Linked DNA regions of Homo sapiens: region 1 is linked to region 2. The links are chromatin contacts, found by Hi-C or POLR2A ChIA-PET in ENCODE. All regions are on one chromosome and are shown on one strand. The core of a region is the stretch at or near the end of the contact, and the rest is flanking DNA. Distances in the headings are between cores, read along the strand shown.

What was found. Hi-C counts contacts between places; a loop is a spot of excess contacts on that map. ChIA-PET counts read pairs that join two places held with the same protein, here RNA polymerase II (POLR2A). Pooled maps may share reads with other maps.
Region 1: a loop to region 2 is called in a map with no recorded cell type, with 11 times the contacts of the local background. The contact joins two enhancer-like sites. A Hi-C loop is called at or near these places in 1 of 37 single-sample maps with no recorded cell type and 10 of 50 pooled maps. POLR2A ChIA-PET finds 5 or more read pairs at or near these places in 1 of 52 experiments (CD4-positive, alpha-beta memory T cell).

What each region holds. Positions count from the first base shown.
Region 1 is chr1:85,294,624-85,301,452 of GRCh38, forward strand. No RefSeq gene overlaps it. Among named protein-coding and RNA genes, the nearest start is that of BCL10, 21 kb to the left of the region's middle. Within about 2 kb of position 3,493, at least 24 of the 41 ENCODE cell types and tissues checked have a DNase peak (open chromatin) inside an H3K27ac peak, as active enhancers do.
Region 2 is chr1:84,942,605-84,950,086 of GRCh38, forward strand. MCOLN2 (mucolipin TRP cation channel 2) reads right to left here. Exons shown (of 14, transcript NM_153259.4): 7 at 4,429-4,528. Among named protein-coding and RNA genes, the nearest start is that of MCOLN2, 51 kb to the right of the region's middle. RefSeq lists enhancers at 2,362-2,656, 5,546-5,745 and a silencer at 5,426-5,475. Within about 2 kb of position 2,552, at least 24 of the 41 ENCODE cell types and tissues checked have a DNase peak (open chromatin) inside an H3K27ac peak, as active enhancers do.

The DNA.
Region 1 (6,829 bases), core at 2,243-4,742, 350 kb after region 2:
TCCCATCTCTCTTCCAGTCCATCAACAGGATTCCCTCAACAGAGGAACAGTTTCTTTTTTTTTTTGAGACGGAGTCAAGCTCTGTCACCCAGGCTGGAGTGCAGTGGCACGATCTCGGCTCACTGCAAGCTCCGCCTCCCGGGTTCACGCCATTTTCCTGCCTCAGCCTCCCCAGTAGCTGGGACTACAGGTGCCTGCCACTAAGCCTGGCTAATTTTTTGTATTTTTAGTAGAGATGGGGTTTCACCATGTTAGCCAGGATGGTCTCTATCTCCTGACCTCATGATCTGCCCGCCTTGGCCTCCCAAAGGAACAGTTTCTTAAACATAAATTCGGTTGAAAATTACCAAGTATTAAAAAAAACAGGGTATGATCTCACCTAGTGTCACCTTATAACACATACACCTGGGCTATAAAGTCAGAAAACCAATGGAATGAGTCAGAAATAGTCATCGCAGGAGGCATAAGGCTGCTTGAGCTGGCTTCATAATTACCCACAGAGAGGTGTGTTTGGGTTGCATTCAGAATATACTCTATCTTGTTTTGTTAAAGTGGTTGGACTTAAGTGGATACATTCCAAGAGTTTTCTCAGGCCCTGACATCGATGAAAGAGGAAGATGGAAAGCTGCCCACAGGATTTCTGCAGCATTTGGCTTCCTTAGGCCAATGTAGACATTAAAACATTGCTCTGTCATTGACCCACGACCTCTGTTTTAGCTTCCCTAACACTGGAAACAAGTGTTTAATGCCCTTAGTGACCCAGCAAATATTTCAGAGGGCAGCCTCTTATATTTTATGCTTCCACTGCCAGGTGATTGTGGGCTAATGACAGAAAAGACAAATGGAAAACATCTGGACATTTAAAGGGCAATGATAATAAACTGCTTCTCAGATATTGGAGTCTGAGCACACCATCTGTTGACTAAGGTAAAGATGGTAAATGTTTTTGGGGTGATCCCCAACTACATACCCCTTTTTCTGAACCCTGTATCAGCTGCCACACCTATACAGTGTGACCCTCTTCCCTTCATAGTTGAGTGGACAAGATGTAGACACTGGACCCAAGCTGGACTCACCAGGTTTTCCCTTGTGGAATTGGGAAATGGGCCTCTGAGGTTCTTGAGCAGCATGTTTGGCTCCTGTGCACAGATCTGCAGTGAGAGAGCAGGAAATGGATGCACAGAGGAGAGATGAGGACAGTGCAGCTGGCAGAGCAGCAGCGCGGCAGCCCCTGGCCCCTGGCTGGCCAAGTCTGGCTCTCTCCTGAGGTCTTGTAGTGCCACGTGTTTCCAGGTGCCATGACATATCAACAGTAGCCCTCACCTCTGCTTAAATACCTGTGGGTGTCTGTGAAACGTATGTTCCCTGCCATCCTTTCAGAAGCTCAGTCTGTACAGTGAACACAGGTGGTGTGGCTGGAACCATTTCTAGAAGGGCTCTGCACGTGAGCATCACCACTTTCCTGACGGTGTTCTTTTGTATCTTGAACTGTTCTCCCAGTAAAGATGTCTTCTGGGCCCTGCAGTCCATGTTAAAGAGCCAGGTAGACAGGTCAGCAAAGGACAGAAGAACAGCTTCTTTTTTGTCTGTGGTGGTCTACATTTTAAGGTGTCAATTCAAGTGGGCAAAAGGGAGAGGAGAGCCTGCCTACCTTTCTCTCTTTCTCTGTTTATTCATTCAATGGACTCTTTTTTTTTTTTTTTTTTGAGATGGAGTTTCGTTCTTGTTGCCCAGGCTGGAGTGCAATGGTGTGATCTCAGCTAACTGCAACCTCCACCTCCCGGGTTCAAGCAATTCTCCTGCCTCAGCCTCCCAAGTAGCTGGGATTACAGGCATGCACCACCATGCCCAGCTAATTTTGTATTTTTAGTAGAGACAGGGTTTCTCCATGTTGGTCAGGCTGGTCTCGAACTCCCGACCTCAGGTGATCCACCTGCCTCAGCCTCCCAAAGTGCTGGGATTACAGGCATAAGCCATCGTGCCCGGCCTTTTTTTTTTGGAGACTGAGTTTCACTCTTGTTGCCCAGGCTGCAGTGCAGTGGCATGATCTCAGCTCACTGCAACCTCCACCTCCTGGATTCAAGCGATTCTCCCGCCTCAGCCTCCCAAGTAGCTGGGATTACAGGCACCCAACACCATGCCCGGCTAATTTTGTATTTTTAGTAGAGATGGGGTTTCACCATGTTGGTCAGGCTCATCTCAAACTCCTGTTCTCAGGTGATCCACTGGCCTTGGTCTCCCAAAGTGCTGGGACTACAGGAGTGAGCCACTGCACCCAGCCTCAATTGACTCTTGTTAGGCACTTATCATGTGCTAGGCACTATTTAAGATCCTAAAACTATTGTACCTCATGGAGCTTACATCATAGTGGAGGGAGTCAGACAATAAATAAACATACAGTTAAATAATTTCAGATCACAAACAGCTATGAAGTAAATAAAACAGGAAAGTAAAATAGAGAATGACTGTGTGGTGGCTTCTTTAAGAAGGATGTCAGGAAAGGACATTCTGAGGGGGTGATGCTGAATGGACATAGGAATGAGAGAGAGAGGAGGAGCCGACCACAGAGAAACATGTAGGAGCAGCTTTCTAGAGGGAGTGCCAGCATATTCAAGGGTGCTGGAACCTGTCTCCCTTCTGGCCTCCCTTGCTTCTTTCTTTTCCTTTACCTTTTCTCAAATACTAACTGAGCTGGCACTAAGAGTCAGGAGCTAACTGAAATGGATCAAAAGAAGAATAGAACACAGGCCTTTTTTTCTCTTTTCTTTTTTTGAGATGAGGGCCCCACTATGTTGCCAAGGCTGGTTTTGAACACCTGGCCTCAAGTGATTGGCCTCTTGAGTAGCTCGGATTATAGGCGTGAGCCATCATAACTGGCTAGGACAGAGTTTTTGCCTTGGAGAAATTCACAGAGCAGGGAAGGAGAAAGACAAGTCATTAAAATATAGATGGTTGTACTTAGTAGAAGGAAGCATAAAGTGTTATTGGGAAGACCATGGAAGCATAGACTGCCTGCTGGGTTCTCCTAAACACCTGACCAGCAGCTGGGTCCTCAGAGGAGAAGGCTGAGTCTCTGAAGAATCAGAAAGCTCCATTTCTTTCCAATGTAATGCTCTCTACCTTAGGAGCCTTCAAAAATTCTGCAGAGTGGGGAGCTTCTTTGACCAATCCAGCAAAGCACACACACCAAACACTAATGGGAAAATGGAAAACTGGAATTGATTCAAGTCGCTGAGAAAACAGGAAAGGTGGCTTTTATTTGGAGGACCAGGATGCAGACATAAAATACACACACACACGCACACACACTCTCAGAGGACTGAAGGCAAAAGAAGGAGTTGGCAGTCATCCCTGGAAATGTGTAATCCAAGAACGAAAGTTTACAGAAAAGGAAGAAGCCTTACACAGGGTCACAGTGAACCCCTGGGGATTTATGTAAGTGACTTAGGGTTTAAAGCGAAACTGTGTGTTGACTTAATGGTATGACTCATTTAAATGGAACGGACTTTTAAAAACACATACACGAGGATTAGGTTTTCCATTTATTGTTGTGAGGCCATGTGATACTTAATGACACTGAGGTCCAAAGATACGGAAGCTGCCCATAGAATGCGTCTGTGTAAGAACAAAAGAGAAGCAGGTTGCATCCCTTAAACAGTTGAAAAGGAAATGCTAGGCTCCAGCCACAATACCCTGTGGGCCGTCAGACTAGAGCGGGTGATGAGTGGGTGCTGGATGCTAGGTAAACGGAAGAAGTGACTGCAGTGGTGGGAGGTGTGAATGCCAGCACATAGCTTTGGTTTGTGGTAAACACCAGACAGGGCATGGAAGAGCGTGTTTTAGTTATTCTGTCAGAACAGCATAGATTAGAGGGTGACCAGATGTTCCTCTTGAGGGAACTTGTCACTCTATAAACATTTTGCCCTGAGAAGACTTTGTGGGAGAGGAACAGTTCTTGGCTAGCACTGGTCCCTGTCAGAGTTCCTTCTGTACCTGGTGAATTTGGGAGGAAAAACTGGGAGCGTGGCTCAAAACCTTATGTCCTCCTCCTGGGAGCACTCATGTGCTGTGAGCACAGGCTCTGCTCAGCTCCTCCAGGTAGGCCCTGGCCAGGGTGGAAGCTTTCCCTGGCCCAGCACTCCCATGAAAGGGTTGCGCCTAAAACTCAGGTTCCATTTGCCAAGAGATACAAGCTGGGCCTTCCAACCTAAACTTTATCAATGGTGAATGTGATATTTTGGCCTCTAACCACTTGGTCTTTTATCTTATTCCTCAATAGGTTCAGAAATCAGGGTGGGAAGTGAAATCCTATTACTGAGACTCCAACAGCGTCCTGGGGAGCACCTCAAAGGGTCTTCCAGAGTTGTTGAAATTGGGGTTCAGCCAGAGGCCTGTGTACCTGCCAATCTGGAGAGACAAGTCTTGTATGTCAGGACAAAGGAAACACGTATGGTTTCTGATACAATCCCCACACCAAGAATTACAAGGGCAGACACACTGAATGCCAGGTGTTAATTTATAGTTGAGCCACTTCTCACCTGTGCAGAACTAGCTAGCATGCTCCAGGAGGAGGGTCACCACTCGGGAGAGTATGTCTCTATCCCAGTCATGCAGGGATGCCAGCTAGGTTCTCAAAATACCACTGATTGCCTTAGGGACTGGAATGTGCACAGCAACTAGAACCAAAACCCACCAAATAAACCAACCCAGCACTTTAACTGATGGCATCTAACACATATTTAATAGTTCTTGCTCTGAAAAATGAAACAATAAAGCATAACTTTCTATATAGCATTTTAGAGTTAAAGCACTTTTAGACACATCTACTTTGACCTACGTTACAACCTCAGAGTGTTACTGTGATTTCCATTTACATGAAAGGATGAAAAGAGGAAAAAGGATGGGAAAGAATAGAGGGGGATAGAGAGAGGAAGGCAGGAAGTGAGTTACATCTGGGGGGGCAGATGTCTGGGACCACCATGTGCACCTGTGTATCACAGGTATATGTACTGCACAATCATCTACGGTGGTCTCAGAGATATCTGCCAGGTCAGAAAGAGCATAGAATTGTCAGATTATTGCCGTTTATATCTCTAACCACATCAAATTCCAAAACAACTTATGCTACCGAGTGAGGCAACAATTCTGCCACTCAGCAAAGTCACATTGTCCAGGTCTCGTGTCCAGGTTTTGGGTCCTAAATGTCTTGCTGTGCCAGGACTGGGGCCTTTTCTAGGGTTTTCTGGGGCAGGCATGACCACAGCGGAAGAAAAGTTCTATTTCTTGAGCACCCCCAATGTACCACACCTGCACAGAATAGGAGCATGCATGTTATCCTCTGCAGTTCTCTTCATGACCCGTGTGGTAGGTCTATGGTAGCCTCATTTTATAAATAAAGAATTTGAGCCTCAAAGAGGCTAACTTTCCTACCCAATCCAACTCTGGGGTCAAATGACCTCTGAAATCTCTAGAAGGAACAGGACAAACATTAAGATGAATTAAAGGAGTTGGTGGATGGTCGCAGTGGCTCATGCCTGCCATCCCAGCAATTTGGGAGGTTGAGGTGAGAGGATTCCTTGAGGCCAGGAGTTCAAGACCAGCCTGGGCAATGTAGGAGGATACTGTCTATACAGAAAAAAAATTCACTGGGTGTGGTGGCATGTGCCTGTAGTCTCAGCTACTCCGAAGGCTGAGGTGGGAAGATCACTTGAGCCCAGGAGATTGAGACTGCAGGGAGCTGTAATCACACCACTGCACTCTAGCCTGGGTGACACAGCAAGACCTTATCTCTCTATAAAAAAAGAAAAAGGTAAAAAAAGAAAGGAGTTAGCAGCAAGAAAGGTGAATACTTACTGAAGACAAGGATGAAAGAGTGCCCCTGAGAAAAAGCCACCAAAAGGGGAGTGTCATCCGGGCTGGGAACCCAAAGCAAGCAATCACCCAGATCCTGAGAATGGGATCATTTTTTGCTTTTGTTGTAGTATGGGAAGTGTCCAGTTTTCACAGAATGCAGAATAAAATTACACTCATATATGAGTGTGGTATTTTCTGAGGCAGATTAGCTGAGATAAATCACTTTTTAATTTATCTAAACCTCTACTTTTTACCTTGGGAATTAAAAAAATACACAGAACTAGAAAAATATAACGGAACCCCATGTGCCAATTATTTGCCTCAATAGTGATCAGCATTTGCCACTCTCTCATCATGTGTCTCTCCACATATTTTTTCCCTGGATTATTTTAAACAAATCCCTGTTATCATATCACTTTTACTGTAAATACTTCACTATATATTTCTATGAGAAAAAGATATTTTTAATATAATCATAATGCCATGATCACACTAACGCAAATAACAATAATTTCTTAGTATCATTCAATATCCTATCTATATTAAAATTTGCTATACATGTCTTTTTATAATTGGTTTATTTGAACCAAGATCCAGACAAGGCTTGTACATTGCATTTATGGTTATGTCTCATGTGGAACTTTCCACCTATACCCATTGAATATTTATTGGGCATTGCTAAAACCATTGACCTCAAGACAATCTGGGGTCAAGGGGCTGTGACCTACTCAAGCTAACCAGAATACTACACTGGAGAATCAGACACCTGCAGAGGTTAAGAAGGATGATCAATAGAAAATAATGGATTGTTAAAAATCTAAATATTGCACCCAAACTACTTACTAACTACAAATGGAAAGATAGTTATGTTTACAGTGGAGAACTCAGCAGACACCAGCTTAACCAAGTGATGAATGTAAACATCTCCAGTAATGACACATCAACATTATGAACACTTTGATGTGATGAGAAGAAC
Region 2 (7,482 bases), core at 1,302-3,801:
AGGCTCTCTGAAGCAGGGCCCATAGGTAGTTGCTACGGTTTGAGTTACTTGTCTCCTCCAAAACTCATTTGAAATTTAATCCCCAATGTGACAGTATTGAGAGGGAGGGCCTTTAAAAGGTGATTGGGTCATGAGGTCTCTGCCCTCATAAATGGATTAATCCACTCATAGATTTATGGGTTATCAAGGGAATGGCTCTAGTGGCTTTTTAAGAAGAGGAAGAGAGACTTGAGCTAGTATGCTCACCCCCCTTACCATGTGATGCCCTGCACTGCCTTGGGACTCCACAGAGACTCCCAACCAGCAAGAAGGTCCTCACCAGAAGTGGGGCTCCGACTTTGGACTTCTCAGTTTCCAGAACTGAAAGAATGCATTTCTTTTCTTTATAAATTAGCTAGTTTCAGGCATTCTGTTACAAGTAACAGAAAACGGACTAAGACAGTAGTGTTGAATACAGCACCTGTGCTTAGTATAATGCTTCAGTATACTTTCAAATTAATGAAGAGAATCAAGCAGAACATAAGACCACTGAATAATCTAAGTTAGAACTTATGTTGGTCTGAGCTAAGTTGCGGCAGAGTGAAAGAGGGCACAGAATCGTAAGAGATGGAGAGAGTCATGGCCTGGTCTCTAACTGGACTTGGGGAATAAGGAAGAAGGACAACCAAGAATGATTCCTGGTTCCCTGTCTTGGGCAAACTGAGTTTACTCTGGATATTCATGACAAGAGAAGACTATTCAGTGGCAGTTAAAGCCATGGGAGTGACGGCCCCTCAGAGAGACCACTGGGAAGGACAGCGTCGGGGATGGGGAGCAATGTTTGAGAATTAGAAAAGGAGATGAGCTCAGGAATGGGATGGAGCAGAAAGGCCAGAGGAGAAGCAAACAGAACCAGGGACAGGCGACCCTCAGAGAACAGACTGCGGTCAGAGTCTTCCACAGCAACACCTCTGCAGAGACAGCATTGAAGAGAAATGCCAGAGTGTCTATGGACTTAGTAATGCAAAGATGTGGGTGACACTGGCATGAGTGTCTGAGGGCAAAGCAGCTCCTACAATGGGTGGCGAGCAGAGACAGCCAGCTGGTAAATGCAACTCTCTGAGCAAATGATTTCATCTTACTAAGCTTCAGATGTCCCACCTACAAAATGGGGAGGGCAAGCGTACTGGTTCCTGAGGCTGCCATGAGAATCAGGTGGAACAGTCTGTGTGAAGTGCTTGTTACAGTAGTGCCCAGTGCCTAGCACTTACATTTACCCTTAGCCATTTACACTCAAGAAAGTTATCTTGAGGTATCATCTAATGGGTAGGTAAGAAAACAACTTAGCTCTATCATAATGCAAGATTTTTTTTCCCCTTGGATCCATGGAATGGGGCAGAGGAAACAGAGGCAGCTCTTGGGAAGATAAGACTGAAAATCTTATGAAATGCAAGGACAGCATCTAGTACCTTCCTTTCTGACATAAAACTAGAACACAAATCTCTAAGACAGTTTGCATTGGACCTTGTTTACAGATGGGAAAACAAGCAGGCTTAGAAACAGAAACCAGTCCTCCTAACAGAATCCAGTATAGGATTCTGTTTTTCTTTGAATTACTGAGAAGACTAGTTCTATGGTATGCTAAAAATATGTATTTTATGAACATCTTGGCCAGGCGCGGTGGCTCACGCCTGTAATCCCAGCACTTTGGGAGGCCGAGGCGGGCAGATCATGAGGTCAGGAGTTCAAGACCAGCCTGGCCAATATGATGAAACTCTGTCTCTACTAAAAATACAAAAAATAGTCGGGCGTGGTGGGGTGTGCTTGTAGTCCCAGCTACTTGAGAGGCTAAGGCAGAAGAATTGCTTGAACCCAGGAGGTGGAGGTTGCAGTGAGCAAGATCGTGCCACTGCACTCCAGCCTGGGAGACAGAGCGAGACTCTGTCTCAAAAAGAAAGAAAGAAAGAAAGAAAAAAAACATCTATATCACCCATCACTGGGGAATCCCGCCAAGAAGGAGTCCCCCAATTCCTCCCCAAGCCCCTCATCTCCAAATTCCTATATTTATGAAACCAAGTTAAATGAAGACATGGCACATTTAGAGAGGGGACTTCGGAGTCACAAAAGGCAGCATGAGGTTTGTATGTGAAAATGGACATTCACCTGCATTTGCTTCAATATGGGTAATGACAAAGGAGAGAGGAGCCTGGGGGTAAGCGTGTGGGTGTGAATGAGCCTCTGAACTGTTAGAAATAGTGTAAGTGTCCCACCAGATGTCGCCCTTGTCCTTGCCCACTTCCCCCAAAGCCAAGGCAATCTCAATCCACCAGACAGCTTCATATAGGGGAAAAAGTCCATTTCCTAAGATGGTTTCCAAACATAAGTTTTTTAAGGCTTTCACATCACATCATCTTATTTTAAATTCACATTCTCCTAGTGATAGAACCTGGTTTCTTAAGACACAGCTCTAGGAGAATATGTAAATCTTAAAAGAGCTTTTACCCAGTGGTCTAGGAGGCTTGTGTTTCTCCTCATTGGCCACAGGAGGGGGCTAGAGATACTCTCTTCTGAGCACAAGCAAGGAAAACCCCTAACGTTGCAAGGAGGGCAGCAGGCGGAAGGAAAAACTCACTGTTCTGGAAATGCATTTGACTGACTAGCTTGGAAATTTCCATCATTTTGATCTTTATAATGATATTCCAAATCACATATTTGACAAAGGTTAGTTTCTTTTCACAGAAAATTGGCAACCTATACTTGGACTTAGAAAATATGCCCCTGATCTCTGCGTATCTGTAAGAGAGTGGTGTATGCTGGGGAATAGTAACCACTTTTTAACAGAAACTGAAACTATAATCGGTGGCTTAAGTCAGTCAGTGAAATTATTGAAACCAAAACTTCAATCGTCAGGACATATTATACATCTGAAAAGCAGCAGGCCACAAATCAAATATACTTTAAAACAAATATAAAACAGAAGCCACAGGTATTTTACATTTTATTTCATTCTGATAACCTGGTCAAAAGGAAAGTCATTTAAACAAAATCTGCAAAATAAAAAACACTGAGCATCCATCATTAACATCATCCTAATTCTTTACTGAGCAAACAGAACAGGTTCCATAGGTAGCCCATGATATTTTATTTTATTTTAATTTTTTTATTTATTTTACTTATTTTTGAGACAAAGTCTCACTCTGTTGCCCAGGCTGGAGTGCAGTGGCATGATCTCGGTTCACTGCAGCCTCTGCCTCTCAGGTTCAAGCAATTCTCCTGCCTCAGCCTCCCAAGTAGCTGGGATTACAGGTGCATGTGCCACCATGCCCGGCTAATTTTTGTGTTTTTAGTAGAGACGCGGTTTTGTCATGTTGACCAGGCTGATCTTGAACTCCTGACATCAAGTGATCCACCCGCGTAGGCCTCCCAAAGTGCTGGGATTACAGGTGTGAGCCACTGTGCTCAGCAGTAGCCCATTTTAAACATGTGGATTAAGAGATGTTTTTTGAGCAATGACTGAGTAAATGACTCAGCATTTGCAGCGGTTGCTGTCTGGGCTCTGAAGGCCCTGATCCTTCCCCACTGTCCAAGGCTCAGATCAAAGCATACCTTCTCCAAGAATCATTTCTTTTCCTACTCTGCCCCACTCAAACTTATTACCTTTGCTTTTTTTCTCCTCATACTTTTTGTATGTATACCCTTATTTCTCTCCATAACACATCACAGATTTTATAAGCACGTCAGTCTCTCTCACTAAGGCATTTTCTTCCTTTTCCCATAATGCCTAGCAATTAATATGTGCCAACTCTTGTGTTCAGTGCTTTGCTTTATATACTAATTCATTTAATATTCAATATCCTGGAAGGTAAGTTTAGGCTGAGTATGCCCTATCCAGAATGATTTGGGACCAAAAGTATTTCAGATTTCTTTTGATTTTGGAATACTTGCATTATACTTACAGGTTGAGCATCCGAAATCCAAAAATTCAGAATCCAAAATGCTCCAATAAGCATTTCCTTTGAGCTTTGGTCATGTCAGTGCTCAAATGTTTCAAATTTTAGAGCATTTTGATTTCAGATTTTTCCGATTTGGGATGTTCAACCTATACTATTACTCTCATTTTACATAGAAAGATACTGAGACAGACAGGTTAAGTAACTTGTACAAGATCACAGGCACAGTAAACAGAACTGGGACCGAAACCCAGGCAATCTGGCTCCAGAGCTAAGCTCCTAACCACTGAGTCATGCTACCTCTTCTAAGAGGCATATAATAAACATTTGCTGAATTAAACAAAAATACAAGGCTTTGGGATATTCTTTACAGGATCTAATGCTCGAGGCGGTTTTCTTCCTATTATCATGCAAACAAACCATTTAAATACCCCAAGCCACAAAATAAAGTGTTAAAAATCATCTATAATTCCCATGGGCAAGTATATAGCATACTTACTAGATCCAAATATGTTCAAGTCTTTACATTCTTCAATTTTGGCATCACTGTCAAAATAGATTTTGATTTTGCCACTGTGAGCTTTATTGTCAAAGATAATCTGGAGACACAAATGTATAGCGAGATTACAACACAGAAGAAAGTATAACATGTTAGATCAAATCTGCTTAAAAAAAAAATCACTGGCATCCAGTGTGCTGATCCAAAGAGAATTACACAGGCCAGCAAAATGGCTGACTAGAATTACTTGACACTCATTTCCTGCACCCCCCACCACACACACACACACACACACACGGGACCAAAATAATGAATAAACAACTATATTTTGACTGAAATCACTAAAGAAGTACACTGGAGAGCACCAGGGTAGCAGGAAAATCCTGTGGAGCATGAAAGCCCAGGACAGCAACATAGGAAGGGGAGCAAGGCACCCTGCCTCTGCCACACTGTCTCCCCAGCCAGGATCAGCTTAGAGCCAGGGGAATCTCTTTGGATAGGAAAACGTTAGGCTAGAGACTCTGGTGGTCCTCATTATGGCCACAGAATGCCAGCAGTCCTTGCTACAGGAGAGCCCTCCAGTCCTCACAGGCTTTGAATCCAGTTTGGAGAGGTGCCGGGAGTTCATACAGCCATGCTGCCCCAGAGTGGAAGCACACATTGCGCACTCTTCACCTCTGTGACCTAAGCTGCTATGGCATGACACCATTTAGAGACCAGATGCTAACAGAGTGTGTTCTGCCCTGGGGGCCAGTACTCTTTGTGTCTCTCCATCCCTGAAGTCCTGCCATTATTCTACCATGTTCACAAAGGTGCCTGCAACACCATGACACTGGCTGCCTAGAGCCTAGACCTGATGGAACATCTGAGACCCTGACATCTGAATCCATGCAGCACCCCTTCCTGCCCCTGCCCCTGGGAACAGGCAGAAGTGCACAGCAGGAAGCTGCCAAACAGCTGGCTGGTGTGCTGTGCTTGTGCACACTTGGGCCACACAGTTGGCTGTCTCTCCACACCCACACAGGCCTGACAGCCAGTTCAGCTGTAACTTCGCATCTCTAAAGAGCCTGCCTCACAGCCTACTGGCCCCACCACAACCATGCACACCTGGCCTGACAACCAGCTGGGCAGCAATTGCCCCTACCCAGTTGAAGAGCCTGCCACACAGCCTGCTGCTTATCATGTATGCACATGTCCAGCCCGACAACAAGTCTGGCATCCCTGCCTCCAGCAAAACTGTGTCATTGCTGTTAAAAACTCCCTCAGCTTAGGCCACTGAGCCAATCACAGACATCACTGACAAGGAGTACAACTGAACAAACTGCATGGACACCATACTACTGAGTCTGCCCAGAACCAAAGCCACTATAACCAACCAACACCCTAGGGCCCATCTACAGGAAAAAGTCTATCCCTGTGAAAGCTATTCCATAAAATTGGAAAAAGCAACTATTTCACTAGATGCATAGATAACAATGTAGGGACACAAGAAACATGAAAAGGCAAGAAAACATGGCACCCAAAAGAACATAATAATTCTCAAGTAGCAGACCCCAAAGAAAAGGATATTCATTAAATGCCTGAAAAATTCAAAATAATGATCTTAAGAAAGCTCAGTGAGATATAAAAGAATACAAACAATTCAATGAAACCAGGAACATAATTTATGATTTGATTGAGAAATTCAACAGAGAGACATAGCATAAAAAAGAACCAAACAAAAATCTTGGAGCTGAATTATTCAATGAGTGAAATTAAAAAATTACAATTGAGAGCTTCAACAACAGACTACATCAAGCAAAGAAAAATGAATTTCTGGCCGGGTGCAGTGGCCTGCCTGTAATCCCAGCACTTTGGAAGGCCAAGGCAGGTGGATCATTTTAGGTCAGGAGGTTGAGACCAGCCTGGCCAACATGGTGAAACCCCATCTCTAATAGAAAATACAAAATTAGCTGGGTGCGGTGGCAGGTGCCTGCAATCCCAGCCACTGGGGAGGCTGAGGCATGAGAATCACTTGAATCTAGGAGGCGGAGGCTGCACTGAGCTGAGATCACACCACTGCACTCCAGCCTAGGCAATAGATTGAGACTCTGTCTCGATAAAAATAAAGTAAAATAAAATGAAAAGAATTTCTGAACTTGAAGACAGGTCTTTTCAAATAACCCAGTTGAAATCTTCTCAAGTCTTGGGAGAGATATGGACATCCAGATCTAGGAAGCTCAAAGATCCCCAATTAGATTCACCCCAAAAAGATTCTCTCCAAGGCCCATTATAATCAATCTGTCAAAAGTCAAAGACAGAGGCAATTCTAAAAGCTGCAAATAGGCCGGGCGCGGTGGCTCACGCCTGTAATCCCAACACTTTGGGAGGCTAAGGCAGACAGATCACGAGGTCAGGAGATCAAGACCATCCTAGCTAACACGGTGAAACCTCGTCTCTACTAAAAATACAAAAAAAAATTAGCTGGGCGTGGTGGCAGGTGCCTGTAGTCCCAGCTACTCAGGAGGCTGAGGCAGGAGAATGGCGTGAACCTGGGAGGCAGAGCTTGCAGTGAGCGGAGATTGTGCCACTGCATGCACTCCAGCCTGGGCAACAGAGCAAGACTCCGTCTCAAAAAATAAAAATAAAAAAATACTGCAAGAGAAAAACATCAAGTCACACATAACAGAATCTCCATTAGACTATCAGAACATTTCTCAGCAGAAACCAGGCAGGCCAGGAGAGAATGAGATGATATATTCAAAGGGTTTAAAGAAAAAAAAAAACAACAAAACTGTCAGTCAAGAATACTATATCCAGCAAAGCCATCCTTCAGAAATGAAGAAGAAATAAAGACCTCCCCAGACAAGCAAAAGCTGAGGGAATTTTCACCACTAGACCAGCCTTTCAAGAAATGCTTGAGGGAGCACTAAAACTGGAAATGAACAATAATTATCATGAAAACATGTGAAAGCATAAAACTCAACAGTAGAGGTAAGTTTATAATCAAATTCAGAATACCCCAGTATTGGAATGGTGCTATATAAATCTCTTAGTCCTCTAGTATGAAGGTTT